Linked DNA regions of Homo sapiens: all the other regions are linked to region 1. A link is an interaction called in ENCODE POLR2A ChIA-PET data of the cell type or tissue named here. Cell type or tissue: Caco-2. All regions are shown on one strand. Links, peaks and the distances in the headings refer to the core of each region. The heading gives the core; the rest is flanking DNA. Region 1 has its middle 38 kb from the start of OCLN. Region 2 overlaps OCLN (occludin). Region 3 overlaps OCLN (occludin).

Region 1 (6,777 bases), core at 747-5,746:
TTTTCTGGGTACCCAGTACCCAAGCCTTGTGCTTGGTACTTGTCCTCTGTACTCCAAACCTGGGTGTCCATAAATTGGGTAGAAAATGGCAGAAACAGCTGGGCGCAGTGGCTCATGCCTGTAATCCCAGCACTTTGGGAGGCCGAGGTGGATGGATCACCTGAAGTCAGGAGTTAGAGACCAGCGTGACCAACATGGGTTTCACCATGTTGGTCACGCTGGTCTCAACTAAAAATACAAAAATTCGCTGGGTGTGGTGGCAGATGCCTGTAATCCCACCTACTCGGGAGGCTGAAATAGGAGAATCGCTTGAACCTGGGAGGCAGAGGTTGCAGTGAGCCAAGATCATGCCACTGCACTCCAGCCTGAGAGACAGAGTGAGACTCCATCTCAAGAAAAAAAAAGAAAGAGAGAGAGAGAAAAAAAGAAAGGAAGGAAGGAAGGAAGGAAGGAAGGAAGGAAGGAAGGAAGGAAGGGGAAGGTAAGGGAAAGAAGGAAGGAAGGAAGAAAGAAAATGGAAGAGACAGGTTTCACACGTGTTTTTGGTTTGTAGCAGTGGGTAGGGAGTGCTTCAGTTAATCATTCACAGATCCTCTAGGTCAAAAGATTCTGAAGAAAATAGAACACATACTTGGTGAAACTGTTGTGGGACATGTGAATGAAATTAGGAATATATGATGGGAGAGCTCATTCAGAGAACTGGGAGAATGGGGATTCAGGTATAAATATTGAGTAAGAAAATAGGAAAGTAGTTATCAGAAACAAATACTTGGGACAACGGTATTAAAATTATTATAAAACAAACCTCCTGATTATACTTTCCATCTCCAGAGCTGGTTTCGGTATCACTATTTTACAGGAATATTACACCTGGCAGAGTTAAGAGGCAATCTAAATATTTACTTTCATGCTGCAACCTTTGCCCTGTTTGCAGTCTAGTTTCCCTGAGCTTTTAGAAGATAAGATACAAGCATTTGAATTTTGAGATAGTTTCATAAATATCGCAAATAACTGAAGCACCATGCTAACAAAACCTGACCTTTTCAAAACAGCAACACAAAGATTGGTTATATCTAATGTTATAGAAAATTATTTTTATCTAGTTATCTCATTATAATAATTCAACATATATTCCGAATAAGAGGAAGGAAAACTACTTAAAATTTTACCAAAATAAATCAGTTAATAAGCCTTTTAGCTTTTTTTCTTTTTCTTTCTTTCCTTGTTTTTGTTTGTTTGTTTTTGTTTGTGGCTATTTCAACTCCAGATAAGCCCTTTAAATAAAATAATAAACACTTTCGGAGGCTGAGGTGGGAGGATCACTTGAGCCTAGAAGTTTGAGACTAGCCTGGGCAACATGGCAAGACCCATCTCTAAAAAAAAAAAAATCATTAAGGCCGGGCCTGGTGGCTCACACCTGTAATCCCAGCACTTTGGGAGGCTGAGGCGGGTGGATCACGAGGTCAGGAGATCGAGACCATCCTGGCTAACACGGTGAAACCCCATCTCTACTAAAAAAAACAAAAACAAAATTAGCCAGACGTGGTGGCGGGCGCCTGTAGTCCCAGCTCCTTGAGAGGCTGAGGTGGCAGAATGGTGTGAACCCGGGAAGTGGAGCTTGCAGTGAGCCAACATTGCACCACTGCACTCCAGCCTGGGCGACAGAGCAAGACTTCCTCTAAAAAAAAAAAAAAAATCATTAAAAATAAGCTGGGTGTGGTGGCGCACGCCTGTGAGCCCAGCTACTGGGGAGACTGAGGCAGGAGGACCACTTGAGCCCAGGAGGTCCAGGGTGCAGTGAGCCGTGTTCATGCCACTGTACTCCACCCTGGGTGACAGAGGGAGACCCTGTCTCAAAAAAAAAAAAAACCAGAAAGAAACCAAACTTTGTTATGTTGCTTACCTTTCTTTTCTGAGGGGCTAGGGTGGTGTGCATTGGAGGAGTGGCCCACAAGTTCAAAAGACCAGGAGGGATGTTACTTCCTTTTCTTTTCTTTTTTTCTTTTTTGAGACAAAGTCTCGTTCTGTCACCCAGGCTGGAGTGCAGTGGTGCAATCACGGCTCACTGCAGCCTCAACCTCCTGGGCTCAAGTGATCCTCTCACCTTAGCCTCCCAAGTAGCTGGGACCACAGGTGCACCTCACCATGCCTGGCTAATTTTTAAAAATTTTTTGTAAAGACACCGTCTCCCTATGTCAGCCAGACTGGTCTTGAACTCCTGGGCTCAAGTAACCCCCTGCCTCTGCCTTCCAAAGTGTTGGGATTATAGGTGTGAGTCACTGTGCCTAGCCCCTTCCTTTTTTTTTTTTTTTTTTAACAATTTTTAAAAGCTGTGGAAAGCTAAGACCAGTGCCCAATAATAAAAGGAAGATGTGGCTTTAATCTCTTAATATAACTTTGAGGCATGACCAGAGAAGTTGGAAGTGCTAGATTCGGTCTATAATTTTTATTTATTTGTTTGTTTATTTATTTATTTATTTATTTATTTATTTATTTATTTATTTTTGAGACGGAGTCTCACTCTGTCGCCCAGGCTGGGGTGCAGTGGCGCGACCTCGGCTCACTGCAAGCTCCGCCTCCTGGGTTCACGCCATTCTCCTGCCTCAGCCTCTTGAGTAGGTGGGACTACAGGCGCCCGCCACTACGCCCGGCTAATTTTTTGCATTTTAAGTAGAGATGGGCTTTCACCGTGTTAGCCAGGATGGTCAGTCTATTATTATTTTTAATCCCGGAAGAAGGAAGAGGGAAGAGTCCGTGGCTCTGATTTTCATCTCTGAATTTCCAAGGACATAACCTAACAAATTCAGCCACCATGCTCTTCCTTCTGTCGTGAAATCTGTTTTATTTTCAACTGGCTTGTGGCAGCTGACTCTGCCTCCTCTCTTCCAGGCTCTGAGATGCCCCTTTTCCCGGAATGACTGTCTTAATCCCATCCAAATATTCAAAGAGGAGGGTGGAGAGGTCTCAGAGAAGCTAATTTTTCGCTTAAATTGAAAAACTGGGGTGGGGTTGGAGCTATTGTTCTTCCTGAAGCTTGCTTCTGCTAGACTTTGGAATTGTCCTCCCAGTGAAAAGGTTTTAAGTTGTAAAAGCCAGCTCAGCAGAGCCCCACCCACATGAATAAAACATTCGTGCAGAAACATAGACTCTTGGTTTCTTCGCAGTCAGAAACCTATGCATGTACTTCACTCTCCCCAGCATCCAATTCATGACCAGGTTCTTTCTTCCTAAACAGCTCTCAAACACTTACCTCCAGGATGCCTTCCATTCATTTTTTTTCAACAAATTTGTTGCCCATCTGCTATATGTCAGGCACTGTGCTAGCTATTGGGAACACAGCAGCAAGCCAAACCTAGTGAAAAAGCCAGGGGAGTTTATCATCTGGCTAACCCCTCCCCAATCAAACCAAACCAAACCAGCTGGGCCAACCCGCACAGCACTCCTCACTGCTCGCTGTTAACTCTCAGCATTTGTTGTTTTTTTTTTTTTGAGACAAGATCTTGCTCTGTCACCCAGGCTAGAGTGCAGTGGCAAAATCACAGCTCACTGCACCCTTGACTTCCTGGGCTCAAGTGATCCTCCCACGTCAGCCTCCCTGGTTGCTGGGACCACAGGCACATGCTGCCGGCCCCAATGGCTTTTTTTTTTTTGAGACAGGGTCTCACTGTGTTGTCCAGGCTGGTCTTGAACTCCTGGGCTCAAGTGATCCACCTGCCTCAGCCTCCCGAAGTGCTAGGATTACAAGCGTGAGCCACCGTGCCTGGCCTCAAATGGCTTTTAAACATAAGAAAATGTGCTCAGCCTCACTCATATAAAGTAAAATGCAAGTTAAAATTATACCAAGGCCAGGGACAGTGGCTCATGCCTATAATCCCAGCACTTTGAAAGGCTGAAGTGGGAGGATTGCTTGAGGCCAGGAGTTAGAGAGCAGCCTGGGCAACAAAGCAAGACCTTATCTCTACAAAAATTGAAAAAAATTTTTAAATTAGCCAGGCATGGTGGCATGTGCCTGTAGTCCCAACTATTCAGGAGGCTGAGGTGGGAGGATCGCTTGAGCCCAAGGAGGTCAAGGCTGCAGCTAGCTGTGATTACACCACTGCACTCCAGCCTGGGCAACAGAGCGAGACCCTGTCTCAAAAAAAAAAAAAAAAAACAAAGTCTTGCTCTGTCGCCCAGACTGGAGTGCAGTGGTGCAATCACAGCTCGCTGCAGCCTTGACCTCCTTGGGCTCAAGTGATCCTCCGGCTTTGCCCTCCCAAAGTGCTAGGATTACAGCCATGAGCCATCATGTCTATATTATATATAATGACCACGTTTTCTTTCTGGCTACATTGTATATAGAGAGCACATATTCTTCATCCTTTCATCCACCGATGGACACTTGGGTTACTTCCACTTTAGCTATTGTGAGTAATGCTGCTATGAACATGGGTGTACAAATATCTTTTGGAGTCCCTGTTTTCATATATATTTTTTTTGAGACGGAATTTCATTCTTGTTGCCCAGGCTGGAGTGCAATGGCGCAATCTCGGCTCGCTTAAGTCGTTTGGAAGTCATTCAATATCACCATATCTAGATCAATGTTGTTTTTGAAATTGTTGGATATTTCAGGGATAATTATGGTTTATATAACCAATTGCTTCCTGTTGGATATTTAAGATTTTTTTTGCTATTAACAAATAATGCTTATATCTATATTTTTGAACACTTGTACAAGTATAAATGCATGGTAAATTCCTAGAGGTAAAATTACTGAGTCAAGAGTTTTACATGTTTTGTGAATTTTGATAGATATTGTAAAGTTGTTCTTCAAAGAACTTTCATTTATTGTTTTCCCACATTTAGCCAACATTAGGTATTACGAAACTTTTTTATATTGGCCAAAACTCACAGGCAAAAGAAAAAGAAAAAAGTCTCATTGTTTTAGCTTGGTATTTATTTGCTTGTGGTTGAGGTTAAATATAGTAGAAATGAAAAACCCAGTACTATAGAAGATAGAGTTGAAGAAATATTCCAGAAAGTACAATAAAAGGAGTAAAATAAAGAGGTTCAAATAGGAGAGTAAAGATAAGAATACTGGTGGATTTATCCAGAAGGTCTAATATGAGAATGATATGAGAAAAAAAGAAAACATAGGATAAAAAAATCATCAAAGACATAGTTCAAAGAAATTTTCTATTGAAGGACAGAACTATCTAGATTGAAAGGGCCTGTTGGCTGGGAAGGGTGGCTCGTAGCTCTAATCCTTGCACTTTGGGAGGCTGAGACTGGGGGATCACTTGAGGCCAGGAGTTCCAGGCCAGCCTGGGTCACACAGCAAGACCTCATCTCTGCAACGAAGATAAAAGAAAGGGACTGCCAAGTGCCTAACGTATTGAAGGAAGGCAGACCCCATAATTGTGAAATTTCAGAATACACAATAAACCATTAACCCTAAACATTTCCAGAGAGGAAAAACTAGGTCACACACAAAGGATCTGGAATTAAAATTGTTTGGCTTCTCATTAGCAACACCGGATGCAGAGAGGGAGCAGTCACCTTCAAAGTTTGTAGTGAAAATTGTTACCAACTTAGATACCCAGCCAAACTATCAGTTAAGTGTAGGTAGAATAAAGACATTTTCAGACTTGTAAGGTCTCAAAAAGAGATTTTTCTGGGGAAGGTCTGGAAGAGGTAGGTGATTCAAAGGAACTGAGAAGGAGAATGACATGGGATCTAGTAATATGTATCTAATTCAAAACAGGCTGAAGAACGGCCTAGGATGATGGTAAGGAGAAATTCCAGAATGATACCTGTGTGTCACATATGGGGAACCGTCCAGTTTGGAGACAGTCAGGATGCTCCAGGAGAGAGATCACCAAGGGGATGAAAACTGCAGAACTCCTGATGTATTTGAACATATCGAGAGGACAGTTAGACTATTCTGGAGAAGACTGGGCCTGAATTAGTGTCAATTATATAGGAAACTAACCTTGGGAATAGCAACACAGTATTTCCAGGAAAAAAAAAAATGTTTTAAATAGGGGAAAACTTATGGCTTAGCTGAGAATATTTTTATAGGCATAGTAAACTAAACATTGATTATCGTTCTATTCAAAAGGAAGACTTAACATGTAGAAAGAATTGAGAATGACATTAGTTACATATTTATGCATTACTGGGTTCAAGATGATTGAAAGATAATTAAATTCTCTTCTTTCATAGTTGGAGGTTCATAGCCAATAACTGTGAAGAACCACGAAGTAGCACTTATTAGAATATGTGACTATCAAACAAAAGTTTTGAAAGTGCTTCTGGCTGGGCATGGTGGCTCGTGCCTGTAATCCTAACAATTTGGGAAGCCAAGATGGGAGGATTGCTTGAGCCCAGGCGTTTGAGACCAGCCTGGGCAATATAGCGAGACCCTGCCTCAATAAAAAATTAGCCAGGCATGGGGATTCATGTCTGTAGTCCCAGCTACTTAGGAGGCTGAGGCAGGAGGATCACTTGAGCCCCGGAGTTTAAGGCTGTAGTGAGCCGTGATAGCACCTCTGCACTCCAGCCTTTGAGCCAAAGCAAGACTCTGACGTGAAAAAAAAGAAAAATAAAGCATGCTCACATTTAACCTTAATGAAAATAAAAACTAATGATGATGTTGTATATACTGTGGAATTTTTTTTTTTTTTTTTTTGAGACGGAGTTTCGCTCCTGTCGCTCAGTGTGGAGTGCAATGACACCATCTCGGCTCACTGCAACCTCCGTGTCCTGGGTTCAAGCAATTCTCCTGCCTCAGCCTCC
Region 2 (6,777 bases), core at 1,095-6,094, 66 kb after region 1:
TCGAACTCCTGACCTCAAGTGATCTGCCTGCCTTGGCCTCCCAAAGTGCTGGGATTATAGGCAAGACAATATCTTGAAGGCTTAGCTCTAACATTCTGTAAGTCTGATTTTTAAGGAAATCTAGGAAGATAGATGAAATTTTTTTCTGGTTAATTAAGGAGCAAAAATGAAGCAGTCTTAGGAAAGCCAGGAAGGCTGTGGTATGTATTCACCACTGAGACGATAGTTCTTATGTCCCTGCCCTTGACTTGAAGCCCTGTTTTTTTTTTCCCTCACTTTAAAGTGTGAAGGTGTTAGGAAGTGTTTTCTTTCGACATTTACCTCCAGGCAAGGCCACTTGTAGCTGGAATAGGACAGGTCTATATTATGAGCTATGAAGTAAATGTTTCGCTGAGAGTTTCTGGGTGTGTTAGTTTTCGTTGGCAGTTAGATTTGTTTACTTAAGGTTTCAAGAGGCTTAAAAACAACAAACCCGACTCAAGGGAGACCAATGCCAGTAATATTAGAGTCCCAGTGAACTTTGGCCTCTCATCTGATTTTACTGTCATGAAGGTTTAATCAGTTCTAGTTGCTTTTGATAATTTGGCAAAAGATAGCTGTTGTAACTTATGGAGGTGATGATGATTAAGGTGAAAGAACTACTTAGCTTTTAAGAAGGTATTATTTTAATAAAATTCCTCCTTGAACCTCTGGAAATTTGATAGCCTGTGGGTTGTTGCATGTGGACTTCATTGTTTCTCTCTAGTAACAAGTATTTTCATTGTATGTAAAAGAATTGTCTGTTGAATAGCAGATATATGATTTTGCCCAAACTAATGTTTTATGTGATTCTTAACCAGAGGCAAATTCCTCATTTCTTTTCCTCTGCCCTTCAGTTTTTTGAACTGAAATGCCTCAGAAAGCCTATTTAAAATAAATTATTTGGAGGTGGTTTAACCACAGATATTTTGCCTTTCTTTCTATTCTCCCCTCACCTGCCCAAGTTCATGTCGCGGAATTCAATACCACGTTCTCATTATTTCCTTAATTGATGGAACAGGCAGATGTAGCCTGTTACTCTCATTTCTGCCTGATTAGTTTCACCCTGATAATGTGGCCATCGCTGTGGAATTGTGTCATCCTGCATCTAAACTGTTCACAGTGGAGTAGATTAGGGAGTTTTCTTCCTTTTGGTCATGAGAAATTAATATCAAAACAATCTCTACTTAAAATAGTGGATGAGAATCTAGAATTAACTACTTGCACTAAAGGAGAATTAAAATTTGGGTTTGATTGATTGCAAAGAGCTGAGACAGGTTACTCCCCATATAGCTAATAATGGCTGATTCGGGGGGAAAAGAAAAACTCATGTCTGTAATCCCAGTACTTGCGAGGCCAAGGAGGATCACTTGAGCCCAGGAGTTTAAGACCATCTGGGGCAAGAAGGCAAGACCCTATCTCTACAAAAAATTTAAAAAATTAGCCGGACGTGGGCACAGGTGCCTGTAGTCCCAGCTGCTTGGGAAGCTGAAGTGGGAGGATTGCTGGAGCCTGGGAGGTCAAGGCTGCAGTGAGGCATGATCTCGCCACTGCACTCCAGCCTGGGTGACAGAGTGAGACCCTGTCTCAAAAAAGCAAAACAAAAAAGTACTACAGTAACAATTAGCTACTCAATATTAGTTTAATCCCTCCCTACAGATTGGGGTCGGTCTAGAATTTTATTATGTTACTAAATCTTACTGACTTCCTTCTTGGATTTTTAGCATCTTCAGGATTATAACACGCCTCCTGCCCTCCCACCTCTCAGAGCAGAGGGTAGTCAAAAGCTGTGCCTTCAGTGTTTAAAACAAGTTTTATCCCTTTTGTATAATCTGTGAGAAAATTTAGAGTTTTATAATTCCCTGTCCCTGTTGGCTCAACACAGTGGTTTCTCTGCCCTTCTTAGGGCTTTTTTTCCCCCTTCCTTTTTCTGGATATCTTGTTCCTTGTAAAATAAACAGCTCATGTTTGCACGCTGCTTGGTTTTTAACCTGGTCTTTTATAGTCACTCAGATGGATACCAGTTTGTATTTTAAATGTTTTAAGATTTGTTTAATTAAACTTTGCAGGTCTTTGTTTTGTTCTGCCCTCAAATTTCAGATCTGATTTTTTTAATTAAATATTTTATTTGGTTAAGTATGGATGATTTGGAAAATACAGTGAAGTGCAGTCATTCCTTGGTATACTCAGGTGGTTGGTTCCGGGACCCCCATGTATACCCAAATCCATGCATATTCAAGTCCTGTAGTCGGTGGAACCCATGTGTATGAAAAATTGGCCCTCTGGATACCTGGGTTTTGCATTCCGCCAATACTGTTTTCCATCTATGTTTAGTTGAAAAAAATCCACGTATATGTGGACCCATGCAGTTCAAACCTGGTTGTTCAAGGGCCAACTGTATAAAGTAATTTTTGTTTGTTTGTTTGTTTTTGAGACAGTCTCGCTCTGTTGCCAGGCTGGAGTGCGATGGCACGATCTCAGCTCATTGCAGCCTCCCGCTTCCAGGTTCAAGTGATTCTCCTGCCTCAGCCTTCCGAGTATCTGGGATTACAGGTGCCTGCCACCATGTGCAGCTACTTTTTGTATGTTTAGTAGAGATGGGGTTTTGTCATGTTGGCCAGGCTGGTCTCAAACTTCTGACCTCAGGTGATCTGCCTGCCTCGGCCTCCCAAAGTGCTAGGATTATAGGCGTCAGCCACCATGCCTGGCCTGTATAAAGAAAATTATGTCAACTTAAGTTACCACTATGGGGTACTTTTTTTTTTTTTTTGAGATGGAGTCTTGCTCTGTTGCCCAGGCTGGAGCGCAGTGGCACTATCTCGGCTCACTGCAACCTCTGTCTCCTGGGTTCAAGCGATTCTCCTGCCTCAGCCTCCCAAGTAGCTGGGATTACAGGCGCCTGCCACTGTGCCCGGCTAATTTTTGTATTTTTAGTAGAGACGGGGTTTCACCATCTTGGCCAGGCTGGCCTCAAACTTCTGACTACGTGATCCTCTGCCTCCCAAAGTGCTGGGATTACAGGCGTGAGCCACCATGCCTGGCCTGGGGTACTTTCTTTAATCATCTTTTTCCTTTCCTATTTCTTATTCTAAATTGGAAGTATGCTCATACTCCCTTAAATTTTTTTTTTTACTTTTGTTATTATTTATTTAGAGACAGGGTGTAGCTCTGTCACCCGTGTTGGAGTGCAGTGGTACAGTCATAGCTCACTGCAGCCTCAAACTTGTTAATATTTGTAAAATACTTAGTATAATACCTTGCACATGGTAAATAATGTAATGTTGTTACTTTTAATAATTTGGTGGGATTTTTGTTTTGAGATGGAGTCTCGCTCTGTCACCCAGGCTGGAGTGCAATGGCGCAATCTCAGCTCACTACAATCTCCACTTCCTGGATTCAAGTGATTCTCCTGCCTCAGCCTCCTGAGTAGCTGGGATTACAGGCACATGCCACCACGTCTAGCTAATTTTTGTACTTTTAGTAGAGATGGGGTTTCACCACGTTGGTCGAACTCCTGACCTCAGGCGATCCACCCGCGTCGGCCTCCCAAAGTGCTGGGATTACAGGCATGAGCCACCGTGCCTAGCCAATTTATTTTAAACCCAAAAATTGGTGTTATTTTAAAACCAAAAATAGGATCATAATGTACACGTTGTATGCAGTTTGCTTTTTTAAAAACTTTGTTTTGTGAACATCTTTCCAAGTCTGTCAGCACATAGACCTAATTGCTCTTGGCAGCTGGGTGGTATTTCATAGTATGAGTATACGATGATTCATTCTCCTATTTATGGACATTTTAATTGTGTTCAGTTGTTTACTATTACAGATAACGCTGCAGTGAACATTCTCTCACATGTCTTTATGCACTCTTGCTAGTGTTTGTGTAAGATAAATTTCTAGAACTAGTCATTGAGTGTGCACACTTAAAATTTTACTAGGTTAGCTGGGCATGGTAGCTCGACTCTAGTCCCAGCTACTCGGGAGGATGAGACAGAAGGATCTCTTGAGCTCAAGAGTTGAGGCTGCAGTGAGCTATGGTTGTGTCACTGTACTCCAGCTTAGGCAATAGAGCAAGACCCCTATCTCTTGAAAAAAAGCATTTTACAAGGGATTACCAAGTTGCATTGTTTTTGAAAGCTCTGCAGATTCTACTAACCCTGATGGTATATGAAATTGCTCAGTTCCCAACATTTTTTTCTGTTCTGGTTATTATCTGTCATTAATTTTTGTTAATCCAGTAAGTAAAAATAAAGTTTCATTTTCAAAATTTGGTGATTAAGCATATGCTTATTTCCTATTCTTCATCACTTGACATCTTCATAGCATGGCTTAGTTTTCCGTGATTGTTCGTTCTTTCCTGACTAGAGTTTTTTATATTATGGATATTAATATTTTGTCTTATTGATGATAACTTCTCCCACATTATTGTGGTCTTTCATCTTTGTCTACAGTGTTTTTTTGTTTGTTTTAAGAGAGAGGGTCTCACTATGTTACCCAGGCTCGTTTTGAACTCCTGGCCTCAAGTGATCCTTGTGCCTTGGCCTCCCAAAGTGTTGGGATTGTAGGCATTTGCCACCATGCCCAGACTTCTTATTTTTTTATGTACTTATATTTCCTGTCTCTTTATGGCCTCTACATATCTTTGTTCCTAGAGAGTTTTACACCCCCTTCAAGGTTTAAATAATACCCTCCTGTAGTTTCGTTGGTATTTTAAAGTTTTATTTTTTTTACCCCATGTGTACTAAATGTGTGCAGAGGGTTGAGTTAAACATATGTCAGTCCTTGGTACATTTTAACATCCTTGATTGGTGTAATGTTCCTCTCTCATATTTCTTGTTTTTATTTTCGCCCAACCTAGACCTTTAAGATCACCAGAAGCTTTAGACCACCAGAAACATATTTTTTTAAACAGCTTTATTGAGGTACAATTTATATACCATACATTGTCATCACCCATTAAAAATTTACAGTGATTTTTAGCAAACTTAGAAGTGTCGTGCACCCAATCCAGTTTTTGTGTTTTTGTTTTTGTTTTTAACATCCAGGATATACACTGGACCACCCCCCTTGTTTTTTAAGATAAATGTTTCATTTTAGAATAGTTTTATTAATAGATTTACAGAAAAGTTGCAATTATAGTATGATGGATTTCTGTATACCACGGCACTCAGTTTTCCCTTTTATTTTTTTTTTTCTTGAGGCAAGGTCTCACTCTGTTGCCCAGGCTGGAGTGCAATGGCGCAATCATAGCTTACTACAGCCTTGACTGCTGGGCTCAAGCAGTCCTCCCACCTCAGCCTCCCAAGTAGCTGGGACTACAGACATGTGCCGCTATGCCTGGCTGACTTTTTTTTTTTTAAAGTAGAGACAGAGTTCGCTATGTCGCCCAGGCTATTCTTGAACTCCTGAACTCATGCAGTTCTCCTGCCTTGGCCTCCCAAACTGCTGGGATTACAGGTGTGAGCCACTACCCACAGTGCAGCTAGTTGTCCCTATTGTTAACATCCTACATTAGTGTGGTGCATTTGTCACCACTAATGGACCAATATTGATATTTACTATTTACCAAATGTCATAACTTTATTCATATTGAGATGCTTGTTTTTTATTATAGTATGAGATAAACACTAACTTAATTTTGTTCCCAAATGGTCAACTTGAATAATACTGAAATTGTGTTTTCTGAAATTTTACAATTTTTGGTGAAAGTTGAGTCTTTTGATTATTCTTCCTTTTTTGAACACATTTTGGCCAGCATAATTGTGTAAAAGGGGGCTATTAAGCCATTTTCTAACAGTATATGATAATATTTTTAGAGAATAGACAAAATTGATGTTTACGTTAAATTTGGTTTTATATTAACAGAAAGCATTTTCATCCACATGCCTGGGGTCACATATGGGTGACAAAGCCAGGATTAGAACCCTAACTGAGCATTTCCATGCCAGTAGATTCTTAGGAAAAACCTTAATGATTACCTTTTTTTTTTTTTTTAATTATTTTTTGAGATGAAGTCTTGCTCTGTCACACAGGCTAGAGTGCAGTGGCATGATCTCGGCTCACTGCAACCTCCACCTCCCGGGTTCAAGCGATTCTCCTGCCTCAGCCTCCTAAGTAGCTGGGATTACAGGCATGTGTCACCACACCCAGCTAATTTTTGTATTTTTAGTAGACATGGGGTTTTGCCACGTTGGCCAGGCTGGTCTCAAACTCCTGACCTCAGGTGATCCACCCGCCTCAGCCTCCCAAAGTGCTGGGGTTACAGGTGTAAGCCACCGTGCCCGGCCAATGATTACCTTTTTAAAAACTGGACTTTAAGGCTGAGCACAGTGGCTGACACTTGTAATCCCAGCACTTTGGGAGACCAAGGTGCGTAGATCAGTTGAGGTCAGGAGTTTGAGACCATCCTGGCCAACATGGTGAAACCCTGTCTCTACTGAAAATACAAAAATTAGCTGGGCCTGGTGGCGCATGCCTGTAGTCCCAGCTACTCTGGAGGCTGAGGTGGGAAATCACCTGAACCTGGGAGGTGGAGGTTGCAGTGAGCCGAGATGTGCCACTGCACTTCAGGCTGGGTGACAAAGTGAGACTCTGTCTCTAAAAACAAAAACTGGACTTCAGGTGCACAGAAATAGATTAATTCAATTCTTAGTTTATGACATTATCACCTTTAGTCCATGCATAGCATTCCTGGTACATTTATTGTTTCATAATGAACACCTGCAGATCTACCATCCCACCTAATAATTACAATACATT
Region 3 (6,777 bases), core at 809-5,808, 56 kb after region 1:
GTTTTACCTGTTTTATTTATTTATTTTTGAGACAGACTCTCACTTTGTTGCCCAGGCTGGAGTGCAGTGGCACAATCTTGGCTCACTGCAACCTCCACTTCCTGGATTCAAGCAATTCTCCTGCCTCAGCCTCCCAAGTAGATGGGATTACAGGTAACCACCACAATGCACAACCAATTTTTATGCTTTTAGTAGAGACGGGGTTTCGCCATGTTGGCCAGGCTGGTCTCAAATTCCTGACCTCAGGTGACCCGCCCACCTCCTAAAGTGCTGGGATTATAGGTGTGAGCCACCACATCTGGCCAGTTTTACCTGTTTTAAAACTTTATGTAAATATAATAATGCGATATGTATTTTTTCATTTTTTTCAGCATTACCTGTAACTGCATGTATTCATAGTTCATCAGTTTTGGCTTCATAGCACTGTAGAAATATAACATGAGCCATATATGTAATTTTATACTTTCATTAAAAATAAAAAGATAATTTTTTTTTTTTAAGACAGAGTTTTGCTCTTTTTGCCCAGGCTGGAGTGCAATGGCACGGTCTCGGCTTACTGCAACCTCCACCTCCTGGGTTCAAGTGATTCTCCTGCCTCAGCCTCCCAAGTAGCTGGGATTACAAGCACACACCACCACGCCCAACTAGTTTTTGTATTTTCAGTAGAGATGGGGTTTCACCAGGATAGCCAGGCCGGTCTCGAACTCCTGACCTCAGGTGATCCACCCGCCTCGGCCTCCCAGAGTGCTGGGATTACAGGCGTGAGCCACCGTGCCTGGCCAAAAGAAGAAATTAATTTTAATATATTTCACTTAATCTTGTATATCTAAAACATTACTTCATCACGTGATTGATGTAAAAAATGAATGATTCAGGAAATATTTTACATTCTTTCTTCATATTATATCTTTGAAATCCATTGTGCATTTTTAAATTTTTTTGCCCTGTCACCCAGGCTGGAGTGCAGTGGGTGTGATCGCAGCTCACTGCAACCTCTGCCTCCTGGGTTCAAGGGATTCTTGATTTTCGTGCCTCAGCCTCCCAAGTAAGTGGGATTACAGGCATGTGTCACCATGCCTGGCTAATTTTTGTATTTTTAGTAGAGATAGGGTTTTACCATGTTCTCCAGGCTGGTCTCAAACTCCTGGCCTCAAGTGATCTGCCCACCTCAGACTCTCCACTGTGCATTTTAACAGCGTATCTCAGTTTGGACTAGCCACATTTCTTTTTTTTTGAGACGGAGTCTTGCTCTGTCACTCAGGGTAGAGTGCAATGGCACGATCTCGGCTCACTGCAACCTCCACCTCCCGGGTTCAAGCAATTCTCGTGCCTCAGCCTCCTGAGTAGCTGGGATTACAGGCGCATGCCACCACGTCTGGCTAATTTTTGTATTTTTAGTAGAGATGGGGTTTCACCATGTTGGCCAGGCTGGTCTTGAACCCCTGACCTCAAGTGATCCACCCGCCTTGGCCTCCCAAAGTGCTGGGATTACAGACATGAGCCACCGTGCCCAGCCGGACTAGATACATTTCAAGTGTATGATAGACCCAAGTGGCTAGTGGCTGCCACATTGGACAGTATAGCTATGGAGTATTCCATTGTATGGATATATTACAGTTACCCATTCCACTGTAGGTAATTGGTACAATCACTTTGGAAAACAGTTTGATACTGTCTAGTGAAGTTGAAGATATAAAAATATGTGATCCAGAAATTCTCCTGGTTATATACCCTAGAAAAATAAGTACTGTTCCGTACCAGAATACACATTCAAGGATGTTTATAGTTAAACTGTTTACAATACCCCCAAACAGAGATAACCCAAATGTCTGAGCAGAATGGGTTGTGGCTAGAGGCCAATAATCTTATGTTTTAACAAGCCCTCCAGGTGATTCCTGTGCACAGATAAGCTTTAGTTTCATTTACCCAATGGTTTAAATTATTCCAAATAAGTTGTGTTCTTTCTGCTTACTACCAAAAAATGCTAACTTGAAATTATTTTCATGTTCATTTCAGCAAACCGAATCATTATGCACCAAGCAATGACATATATGGTGGAGAGATGCATGTTCGACCAATGCTCTCTCAGCCAGCCTACTCTTTTTACCCAGAAGATGAAATTCTTCACTTCTACAAATGGACCTCTCCTCCAGGAGTGATTCGGATCCTGTCTATGCTCATTATTGTGATGTGCATTGCCATCTTTGCCTGTGTGGCCTCCACGCTTGCCTGGGACAGAGGCTATGGAACTTCCCTTTTAGGAGGTAGTGTAGGCTACCCTTATGGAGGAAGTGGCTTTGGTAGCTACGGAAGTGGCTATGGCTATGGCTATGGTTATGGCTATGGCTACGGAGGCTATACAGACCCAAGAGCAGCAAAGGGCTTCATGTTGGCCATGGCTGCCTTTTGTTTCATTGCCGCGTTGGTGATCTTTGTTACCAGTGTTATAAGATCTGAAATGTCCAGAACAAGAAGATACTACTTAAGTGTGATAATAGTGAGTGCTATCCTGGGCATCATGGTGTTTATTGCCACAATTGTCTATATAATGGGAGTGAACCCAACTGCTCAGTCTTCTGGATCTCTATATGGTTCACAAATATATGCCCTCTGCAACCAATTTTATACACCTGCAGCTACTGGACTCTACGTGGATCAGTATTTGTATCACTACTGTGTTGTGGATCCCCAGGAGGTATGAGTGGTGTTTTGGGTTTTTTCTCCATCTCCTTAGCAGAGGCCTTCAACTTGAGATATGTGATAGAATCACTCTGGAAACTCTTAAAAAATATTGATGACAAGGCTCCACTTCTAATTAAATCTGGGGGAGGGGCTGAGTCTCATTAAGATATGATTAACATACCATGTAATTTGATTACTTAAATAACAGTTCAGTGGTTTTTAATATATTCACAGAATTGTGCCACCATCACCACAATCAATTTTAGAACATTTTCACTATCCTAAAAAGAAACTTGTACCCGTTAGCGGTCACTCCTCATTTCCCTAACCATTCTTAGCCCTAGGCAACCACTAATCCTACATCTATAAATTTGTCTATTCTCTAGGTATTTCATATAAATGGAATCACACAATGTGGTCTTTGTGATGGGCTTCTTTTACGTAGCATAATGTTTTTAAGGTTTACCCATGTCATAGCTTGTGCCATTCTCTCATTCCTTTTTATTGCTAATATTCCAGTGTGTGGATAAACCACATTTTATTTATCAGTTGATAGACATTTGTGTCTACATTGGCTATTAAGAATCATGCTAGACTGGGCACGGTGGCTCATGCTTGTAATCCCAGCACTTTGGGAGGCTGAGGCGGGCGGATCATGAGGTCAGGAGATTGTGACCATCCTCGCTAATAAGGTGAAACCCCGTCTCTACTAAAAATACAAAAAAAATTAGCTGGGCATGGTGGCAGGCACCTGTAGTCCCAGCTACTCGGGAGGCTCAGGCAGAAGAAATGGCGTGAACCCGGGAGGCGGAGCTTGCAGTGAGCTGAGATTGCGCCACTGCACTCCAGCCTGAGCGACAGAGCAAGACTCCATCTCAAAAAAAAAGAATCATGCTATAGACATTCTTGTATACGTTTTTGTGTGAACCTATGTTTTAATGATTTCTTGAGTTGGGTTATACCTAGGGGTGGAATTGCTGGGTCATATGGTGACTCTTTAATCTTTTGGGGAGCTACCAGAGTTTTTCCAAAGAGTTTGCATCATTTTACATTCACATCAGAAATGTATGAAAGTTCCAATTTCTCCACATCCTCACCAACACTTGTTATTGTCTGATTCTAGCCATGCTGATGGGTGAGAAGTGAAGTGGTGCTTTATTGTGATTTTGATTCGTATTTTCTTTATAGCTAATGTTATTAGCTATATAGTCATGTACTTATTGGCCATTTCTCTCTTATCTTTGGAGAAATGGCTGTTTAGACTTGTCCATTTTTTTTTTCTTTTTGAGACGGAGTCTTGCTCTATCGCCCAGGCTGGAGTGCAGTGGTGTGATCTTTGCTCACTGTGAGCTACGCCTCCTGGGTTCACACCATTCTCCTGCCTCAGCCTCCTGAATAGCTGGGACTACAGGCACCGGCCACCACGCCCAGCTAATTTTTTTTTTTTTTTGTATTTTTAGTAGAGATGGGGTTTCACCGTGTTAGCCACGATGGTCTCTATCTTCTGACCTCGTGATCCGCCCGCCTCGGCCTCCAAAGTGCTGGGATTACAGGTGTGAGCCACTGTGCCCGGCCTAGACTTGCCCATGTTTTAATTGGGCTATTTTTGTTGTTGTTTTGTTTTTGAGACAGAGTCTCACTGTCACCCAGGCTGGGGTGCAGTGGTGCAGTCACAGCTCACTGCATCCTTGACCTCCTGGGCTCAAGTGACCCTCCTACCTCAGTCTCCTGAGTAGCTAGGACCACAGGGGCATGCCACCACACCCGGATAATTTTTTAAAAAATTTTTTGTAGAGACAGGGTCTCACTTTGTTGCCCGGTCTGGGCTGGAACTCCTGGGCTCAAGTGATCCTGCCTTGGCCTTCCAAACCGCTGGGATTATAGGCATCTTTTCACTTTCTTGATGGTGTCCTTTGCATAAAAGCTTTTAGTTTTGGGCCGGGCATGGTAGCTCACGCCTGTAATCCCAGCACTTTGGAAGGCCAAGGTGGGCGGATCACCTGAGGTCAGGAGTTCGAGACCAGCCTGGCCAACATGGTGAAACTCCATCTCTACTAAAAATAGAAAAATTACCTGGACACGGTGGCGTGCCTGTAATCCCAGCTACTCAGTAGGCTGAGGCAGGAGAATCACTTGAACCCAGGAGGTGGAGGTTGCAGTGAGCTGAAATTGTGCCACTGCACTCCAGCCTAGACAACAAGAGCAAAACTCTGTCTCAAAAAAAAAAAAAAAAAAAAAATTTTTAGTTTTGATGATGTCCAGTTTATTTAATTTTTCTTCTGTTGCTTGTATTTTTGGTGTCATATCTAATGCTTTGCCTAATTCAGGGTCACAAGGATTTACTCCTATGTTTTCTATTATTTAATTTTTCTATAGTTTCATAATTTTAGCTTTTACAGTTAGGTCTGTGATTCATGTTGTGTTAATTTTGGGCATGATGGAAGCAAGGGTTCTGAAAGCTTTCGCATGTTTATATGCAGTTGTCTCAGTGTTACTTGTTGAAAGGACTGTTCCTCCACTAAGTTTTCTTCATGCCTTTGTCAAAAATGAATTGATCATAAATGTGGACATTTATTTCTGGGCTCTCAGTTCAGCTGCATTAATCATATGTCCTAATGCCAGTACCATACTGTCTTGATTACTGTAACTTTATAGTAAGTTTTGAAATTGTGGAGTGGGAGTTCTCCAACTTTGTTCTTCAAGACTGTTTTGGCTAGATTCTGGATTCCTTGCATTTCCATATGGATTTTAAGATCAGCATGTCAATTTTGGAAAAAAATGCCAGCTAGGATTTTGAAGGGTTATATTGAATCTGTAGGTCAATTTTGGATGTATTGTCATCTTTACAATTACAAGTCTTCTGATTCATGAACGTAAGATTCTTTTGATTTATGTAGGTCTTGTTAAACTTCTTTTAATAGTGTTTTATAGTTTTCAGAGTGTAAGTTAGTATGTTTAAAAGCTAAGCAAGTGATTCAAATGTGCAGGTTGGAGTTGAGAAACCTACTTTAGTAACCATGAGTCATACTGATTATATTAATATCTGAAATGTTTCTGAGTTACTGATCTTTTTTCCCTTGTTTTTCCTTTTTTCTTACACTAACTCAGGAGTTCCCATTCCTGAATGAGTCACTCCTTTGGAGTTAGACCTCTAGTATCTGTCTACCATTATTTAGAAGACTGAAGGTTTTCCCTGCAGACGTAGGTTTTCACAGTGCTCGTTGTTGCCATTTAGACATGTCCATGGTAGATAGGGACTGAGGGTTGGTACTCCTATCCTACCACACCCCTATCCCTCTTAGTTCTCTTACTACTTACTCTTTGAAAAATGATGTCACTGTCAAGACAGCTGGAAGGAGAGCCTCTTGTTCCCATTAGCAGACATCCAGGGTAGAGGCCTGATATTTCCCTCAACTTCAAGTGCCTCCCAGGCCAATATACCATTTAATATCCTATCACCACTGGGAGAACTGTTAAGAGTAGGAAGTTTCTTTGTTACAGGGCCCTTTCTAGTAGTATGCAAGACTCCTGAAACAGAGAAACCTGCCAGACCAAATCAATCATTAGTCAATTTGCTATTTATAGCTTGATTAGATCCATGTCTTCATCATTTTTGGTAAGATAGAGATCTATGGACAGAAATTTACATTCAGTGTAAAAAGGCTTGCCAAGCATATGTTTTGAACAAGATTACAAGCATGATTGGCTATTTCAAAGCTGTGAATACTTTTGAGAGTAGCATTTTTCAGGCCCTTTAGAAGTATACCAATGATTGAGTTACTTTACTGGCCATTCTCGTAGGTGCACAAAGCTTGGCCCGTAGGTGTACAAGCTTTGGAACTAGTTTTTTACAGCTCTGAAATGAGGGTGATGATTGATAGTTCCTAACATTAGGCATTTTCTGAGGATTGAGTCAAGCAGTATGTACGTGTGTGTACATTTGCTGGCCTTAGCCCAGTTAGTGTGGGTTAGGTTTTATGATATGTCTGAAATGTAACTATTTGCTTCAGTTTTCTATCAATTAAACCACATGGATTTAGTAGGGCCTTAGGGTAGATAAGGGTTTTAATAATATGTAGAGGGTGAATTGTGATT

The links. ChIA-PET counts read pairs that join two places held together with the same protein. Peaks named below come from ENCODE experiments on the same cell type or tissue, not always from the same donor. Only the 100,000 strongest peaks of a DNase experiment are listed, where the experiment ranks them.
Region 2: POLR2A ChIA-PET joins it to region 1 with 5 read pairs; 5 of 35 experiments call an interaction of 5 or more read pairs at or near these places.
Region 3: POLR2A ChIA-PET joins it to region 1 with 5 read pairs; 5 of 35 experiments call an interaction of 5 or more read pairs at or near these places.

Annotation. Positions count from the first base shown.
Region 1 is chr5:69,451,587-69,458,363 of GRCh38, forward strand. No RefSeq gene overlaps it. Among named protein-coding and RNA genes, the nearest start is that of OCLN, 38 kb to the right of the region's middle. In Caco-2, for the core only: no CTCF peak of the experiment used is centred there; DNase peaks (open chromatin) are centred at 918, 2,565 and 3,465; H3K4me3 peaks cover 788 bases.
Region 2 is chr5:69,517,531-69,524,307 of GRCh38, forward strand. The region is part of intron 4 of OCLN (occludin); the gene reads left to right. Among named protein-coding and RNA genes, the nearest start is that of SNORD13B-1, 18 kb to the right of the region's middle. RefSeq lists an enhancer at 1-462. In Caco-2, for the core only: no CTCF peak of the experiment used is centred there; no DNase peak of the experiment used is centred there.
Region 3 is chr5:69,507,125-69,513,901 of GRCh38, forward strand. OCLN (occludin) reads left to right here. Exons shown (of 9, transcript NM_001205254.2): 3 at 2,017-2,695. Among named protein-coding and RNA genes, the nearest start is that of OCLN, 18 kb to the left of the region's middle. In Caco-2, for the core only: no CTCF peak of the experiment used is centred there; no DNase peak of the experiment used is centred there.